Regions from separate parts of the Homo sapiens genome. Here region 2 is linked to region 1. Evidence: chromatin contacts called from ENCODE Hi-C or POLR2A ChIA-PET data. All regions are on one chromosome and are shown on one strand. The core of a region is the stretch at or near the end of the contact, and the rest is flanking DNA. Distances in the headings are between cores, read along the strand shown. Region 1 holds the start of LINC01080 (long intergenic non-protein coding RNA 1080). Region 2 has its middle 38 kb from the start of LINC01080.

The links. A loop is a pair of places that touch in the nucleus more often than their neighbours do. ChIA-PET counts read pairs that join two places held with the same protein, here RNA polymerase II (POLR2A). Pooled maps may share reads with other maps.
Region 2: a loop to region 1 is called in a pooled map, with 2.3 times the contacts of the local background. The contact joins the enhancer-like site here to the promoter of LINC01080 in region 1. A Hi-C loop is called at or near these places in 1 of 168 maps with a recorded cell type or tissue (endothelial cell of hepatic sinusoid) and 4 of 50 pooled maps. POLR2A ChIA-PET finds 5 or more read pairs at or near these places in 2 of 52 experiments (A673 and GM12878).

Annotation. Positions count from the first base shown.
Region 1 is chr13:80,009,153-80,012,657 of GRCh38, reverse strand. It overlaps LINC01080 (long intergenic non-protein coding RNA 1080), which reads right to left and starts at 1,581. Exons shown (of 2, transcript NR_104138.1): 1 at 1,405-1,581.
Region 2 is chr13:80,047,648-80,051,014 of GRCh38, reverse strand. No RefSeq gene overlaps it. Among named protein-coding and RNA genes, the nearest start is that of LINC01080, 38 kb to the right of the region's middle. RefSeq lists an enhancer at 1,827-2,076. Within about 2 kb of position 2,059, at least 13 of the 41 ENCODE cell types and tissues checked have a DNase peak (open chromatin) inside an H3K27ac peak, as active enhancers do; they include GM12878, where a contact is called at or near this core.

The DNA of each region.
Region 1 (3,505 bases), core at 332-2,831:
AACTTTTTATGTGTCAGGAGGTGAGGGTAACAAGATGTGGTACTTAAAGAAAGGCAGACTAAGGAGGTAGATGGAGATCATACAGCAGATGCAATGGGGGTTGACCATGGATGTGCAGCTGACCATAAACCTCCAAGTCACAGGCAGGCAAAACTGTGCCACCAGTGGTAGGGCAGAGGCCTCAGAGGAAAGTGTGGGAGTCAGAAAAGCGTGACAGAGGTGGGGTCAGTGATGACTCAGAGGCACAATATCATCTGGATCAAGAGCAAGAGTTTTAGACTCAAGCAGACCCAATTGGTTTGAAATGTCTGCCAAGTCAGGTTATCTCTCTAAGCTTTAGTGTCCTATCTTTTTTTTTTTTTTTTAAAAAGGACATTGATAGGAATTCCTCATAGATTTATTGCAAAGAAAAATGATATAATGCATGTACAGCACTTGGCACAAGGCCTGGCACTGAGCAAATCTTCAAAGACAATTGGCTGCTTTTAAAAAACTATTTTAGTATAGAAAGAGGAGGAGGGAAAAAAAGGCAGAGGAGGAAGTGAAGGAAGGAGAGCAGAGGAGCGGAGGAATGGGAGGAGATCCAGGAAGGCTGTTGGTTGTCGTCCAGGAGATATGCCCCTGAATAGCTCAGGGTTCCTGAGCAAAGCTCAGCACATTAGCAAAGAGTAAACCGGGGAGTAAACAGAATGTGCCAAGCCTCATACAGAGACTTGAGCTGATACTGAGAGGGAAAGCAAGGACAACACATCCATTTAAAGCTCTGAAATAAATCATGCTGCAAAATGCCTGGGAAACCTCCAATACACCCTGGAGCCTGAAGCACAAGTTAGGCAGCCATCAAGGGGAATTCAGATAATAACTCATGAACCCTGGGGTACTTCCCAGAGCACCATACCCTTCATCCAGGGGAGGGACAATCCGGGGAACTGTGGGATATTGTCCTCAGTTTGTTCTGGGAATCTGAATGAGACCCACTTTGCAGAGGAGTAATCACTGAGAAAAGGGAAGTAACAGCTCTGGGAAAATTAGATAACATCTTGAGGAGGTCCAATAGAATGGGAAAAAGACAAACACATAAACAAAAACTGTATGCAGTGGTGCAAGATATAAGAGAAATATATACCAGATATATAGGGAGCCTAGAGAGGACCATGATAAGTTCTGCTTGGGCGGAGACAGGATAGGCTTGGGAGACTCTCCAACTCTGAAGCCAGACTTTAGAGCATAAGTTCACCAGGATGAGAGTAGAAGGCAGGTACATTCTACGTCTGTTTTGTGAAGTGTCCTTATGTGCCATATGTATTGCTAAATCAGTTTTTAAAAATATCTTGTTCACTGTGTAATGGGTCACAATAATTACATGATCTTACATATAATATATTTATGCAAGTATCAACTTACTGTATACGGAATACTCCCATGTCTTCTTTAATTCTTATGATAGGACAGGAAGATAGGTCTGGTTGTCCCTAATTTCGCAAAATGAGGACAGAGTCTCAGAGGATGTTGAGCTGCATGCCCAGCGTTGCTGCAGTTTGACTGAGACCAGCTGCCTTGGTATTCATTCATATTCAGCAAACATGCACTGAGTCCCTACTCTACTGCCAGGCGCTCTGCTAGATGCTGGGAATACAAAGACAATGCTCAAATGAATTCACAGAAAGGAGGGGGAAACAAATATATAAACAGAATTAAAATACAATGAAGTAAAACCTATTATATGGATGTGCATGTGATTGCTACTGAGAATATGCACAGATGAGCATAGGAAGAGCTACACAGAACAGGTGCCACTGAACGACATCTAGAAGGATGAGTAGGTGTTTAGGGGGTAGAAAAGAGAAAGGCTGTTCCAGGCATGAACACTGCACGTGCAAAGCCGGAGAAACACAAGAGAGCATTACGCGGGGCCAAACTGTGAGAAGTTCAGGAAGGATTGTCCTGGGTTGCTGATGAAAGACCTAGCAGCCAGATCAAAAACAGTCTTTGTGGCTGTGCTCTGGAGTTTGAATTTTCATGCTGTAAGTGGCTGGGATCCACTGGAGGATTTTAATTGTGTGAGTGACAAGATCAGATTTGTTATTCAGAAAGCACACTCTGGCACAGTTCAGTGGGTGGAATGGAAAGTGGTTACCCTGGAGACAGGCAGACCCATTAGGAAGCTATGACAATAATCCAGGAGAGAGAAAATGAGGATAGTGGTTGGAAGAACGGGCAGATTCAATGACTTTCTGGAAGTAGAACTGATGGTCAGGAGAGATTCATTGGGTATAAATGCTGAACAAGAGGAAGAATCAACAGCGATGGCAGGTTTCTGGCTGGGATTTCTAGGTGGATAAGTAAATCATTAACCAAGATGTAGAATACCAAAGAGTTAGCAGGTTGGAGTAGAATATTATAAATACATATGGGAGAAGTTGAATTTTAGGTGTCTCTGGAACCTCTAGGTGAGGATATTATGCACAGTTAATATATTTAGAATTCAGAAGAAAGATTGACTAAAGGTATAGATTTAAGAGTAATCATCAAATAGTTTGTTGTTGAGGTTTTGGCAATCTCCAAAACTACAGGATCTGGGTACCACTGCTTCTACTCAATTCATTTGAACCATCTCTGAAGTAAGTACTAGCTCAAGCTTTGTTCCAAAGTACAAATTAGCATAGCAGCTCAGTAAACAATGTCTCTGAGCTTCTGGAAAGAAAGATGTTCAGTCACCATAAGGCCCAGAATTAATGAAAAGTCAAAGAAATAATAGCTCTATTCTCTAGTTGCTTTTGAACCTCAAATCACTCTTTGGCAACAAGGTAAGAATTTACAGAAACTGCTGAAAAGACCTTCTGGTAAATAGGACAGCAAAAAGAGTTTGTTTTTAATATTTGTTCTAAACCATGTATGTGGTCATGTTTTGAAACTGCTAGTTCACATACTTGACCTGAATTCCTTTCCTAACTGGAAAGTCAATTTTGATTTTGATTATAGGATATAATTCCTTGACAAAAAATCTTTTTTTTTAAAAAATTTGGCCCTTCTCCTTATGCTTTTTTTTTTTAAAAAAAGATCAAATTGCAGGAATCAGATGATATATGCTTATATAATGAATGTGGTTTGCCTATATTTTAATCAGAAGACATTTGTTAGAGGAAAGATATTTTTGCTTACTCATGGACAAACATCAACAACACAAATTTAAAAACACATACGTGGAAATGATTTTTTTCTTTCAGATTAAGTGGAGATGACCATGATGTTACAGCAGAGCATTGCCAGGGCATCACTGTCATTAATGCTCGGCAAAAACACTAAAGATCGATTATTTATCTCCAAATTGTGATATATAGGAAACAATCACTATCATTATATTTTCTCTTCCCATTCTTATGCATCCTAATTTGAGTCATTGTGGAAAGAGTAGGGGTCCCATTTGCCATGGCATATGCTTGCGACATGTGGGTCCCCTACTCTTTCCACAGTGACTCAAATTAGGTAAGTTTGATGTTCATGC
Region 2 (3,367 bases), core at 810-3,309, 38 kb before region 1:
GAATTATCTAATTTTTAAAAAATCTAATTTCATTAAGTTCTTGTACAAATTTCTAAGGTTTTTTCATTATCTTACTTTGAGAGGTGAGAATGGAAGGAAAATGCTCACCTGTGTATGTGCACTTTGCACAAAATATTATCGTGAAATTTGTCCCTTAGCAAAAGAAAGGGAAACATCCTACTTACGTGTTTAGGGTTCAGATGGCAAGTGTGTTTTGGCTCAAAATTTATCATGAATCAAAAAATACCTTATATATTGGTCAGCATGAGCTAGCTAAAAGAATAAATTTATTTATAAATATTTTATAAATTTTATTTCTACTAAATGAGCTAAAACCATTGTGACAATAATAATTAGAATCCTACTTCTCTCTGAGCGGATGTTTGGTAGAAGAAATAAAGCACTAAGAAAGGAACCACATATGTCATGTGACAAGATTGGGAGAGAGGAACCACTGAGGAGGCAGCCCTGTTTGGGAGGGAAGGGCAACATAATCAAAGATCTAAGCCCAGCTCATAGACTGAGGCTAAGAATTTGGGATTCTAGCCATGGTGTCTGGATGCTGCTGCACAGAGGCTCAGGGCTACTCTTTCATCTCTTCCCAGGACAGGAAATAGAGGAAACCACATAACTGAGCTCAAGTCCAAGACAGCTCAATAATATCACACACAGAGTTCTCCCATCTATCCCAAGGAGAGAATGCCAATTTGTGAGGGTATCTTCTCTTGGACCTAGAATGAGAGAATAAGGAACAGGTAGTTTCTTCCATTTCTATTTTTGTTCTCCAAACCCAAATAAAGAAACTTGCTTTTATTGTTTGTAGGGGCCTGCTATAAAGACTGCTCAGTTTGGCAGAAGTCTGGTTACAGGAGTGTGTAGTAAAGATGCTTAATGTGGTAGAAGCCTGTGCATGGATGGACCAGGAAGAATTAAATGGGGCTGCTGTAAAACACTCTTCCTAGCCAGAGATCAAGTATATAACAATTCACATGAGGAACTTGCACTTTACGAGAAAGACAAAAGAAACTGCTATTGCAAACAAATCTGCTTAATGTAAGCTTGCTGGATGCTGACAGCAAAAACTAAACCATAGTCATGTTATCATTTAGAAATGTTAATAGGATCACCTAATAAAAGTTTCAATTATAGAGCATTTATTACATAATACTGACAGCACTAAATAGGAAAAGCAATATATAGAATATGGACAAAATGGTATCCAGAGACAAACTCACGTCTTTAATGTTTTTATTTCTAAATATGAATGAGTAAAATATAAACATTAAACTTACAAGCTTAGAAAAAGAACAACTAAGTAATATAAAATAAGCTGTAGAAAAACATATTCACGATAAATGTAGATTTTTTTCTTCCTATGAAGCTGAATTCTTTCTCTCCGAAGTTCCTAATCTCTGTTTTAAGAATCACTGGTATAGATGATATTAAAATGCACATCTCTCAAATATCACCAGATTTGCATATGCAGTCACCTAGAATCATGTAGTCTTGTTTCTAGTGGTCTCCTTTAGGAGAGGTTCTGTGTCATAGTGGTAATTCTAGTGTCTAAGTCAATGCCGGGATGTTCAATAAAATGTTATTAAGTGAACATGTGAATAAATACATTCTTATGCCATATATTTAAAAAAACTGTATGTATCTTAATCCAGTTCATCAAATAAGTGTTTTGTCAAATTTAATCCTTATTAGGATCTCTTCTCATTCTTCATTTTTCAGTACAGAGAATTCTCAAAATCTAAATGATAAAAGCATAGCTATCATGGATTAAAAACAATTCCATTGTACTTTTTCTTACAGCTAACCTTGACTAATTCTCACATGTATTTCAGAAATATGAATAATGTCTTCATGCAATTCATGTAAGGCACAGAAAATAGGTATCATTATTTCTGTTTTAATGACAGATTTTGAGGTTAGGATGACTCATGAACAGCTGAGCAGCCAGTCAGTAGGAGAAACCAAAATAGAACGGAAACGCCTCCATTTCCACCCCCACGCTCAAACCTCGAGTGCACCCTCCCTGGGGAGATTGAAGCGTGATGTGCCTGTGAGTGAACAGGGAAGCGCTTCCTGCAAGTTACTAAGCTGCAAAGGCTCAGCGCTCTGAGCTATCCTTGGTGGTGATCAGTGAGAACCACCCACTCTCAATCCAGCTGATAAAAATGGAAGGGAAGGAGAACTTAGAAAAGCAGGTCCCTTAAATGCTGAGCTCCTCTTATTCTGAGGAAGATATTTCATTTACCTTTAACTGAGTAATCTTCAGAAATTACCTGAACTAAAATATTTTTTCATCCCAGTGAATGTAACCTTAAAATGCAAGCTACCTTGTTAGATGGGCACAGCCCAGCCTGTTTTACTCCCTGGGGAGGGAAAATATTTTCTTAAGCATGTTTCTCTGATTCTTTTAGGCACACAAAATTAGTGAGGCATGCTTTTATAGAAGCCTCTATAACTAAATTACTTTTGTAAAATAATCAACAATAGGATATAGCAGGTGTCAGTCTTTGGCCTGCAAACAAATTATTGTTGGAATTCTTAAGGAGCTTAAGAATATCCTTAGAATACTTGAGGAGCTTAAAGGTAATTTTTTAAAATGTGTTTTAAAAGTATTAACTATCATCCTGTATCCACAAGCATAATGGCCTTAAGTGGAGGAATTAAGAATTGCATCTGAAACATGTTTGATAAAGTTAAGATGTACTTTTGCCTCCACCATCCAATTCAAATAATAATGTTGTCCAATGCAAATACTAGTTTCCAGTAACTAGAGTCATTCCTTTCCCTACACCTCTGTAACTGGACGCATGCAAGTCTATCTTACTTACTGAGGCTGCTTTCATAATTCCAGTGGGCTGGGTTCTAAGAGAAATTTTAAAACTGTTTTCCTCCCCATTAAGCCCTTTGCCATGGTTCTATAGCTTACAGCAGCCCACACCTCACAAATATGAGAAAGGGATAGTCATTAAAACTTCTGCTTAATTCACCAAAAAAATTAAAAATAAAATGGTTAGTTACTGCCCACTCCACACTGACAGAGTTATTTAATCACCTACCACATCCTTACACCTCTGATCCTACTTGTTGGATTTTCTCTGCTGCACTATCAGTGCCTGTCTTTCTCCTTATTAGTATTAATTTCACTATTTTGTGAATGCAAACTTCTAGAGTTGTTTTATGGTCCCTAACGTCCACCCATCCTACCTCCTCTTAAAAAACAAACATGAATACAAAGCAGTCAAGCCATCGGATGGAAGGAAAGGAGCTTGGAACTGAGAGAAACACTTTACCAACAGAATGTAAACCAGACACGTTAAACTCACAGTTGGCCATAAAGAACAGCCTGAGTCTG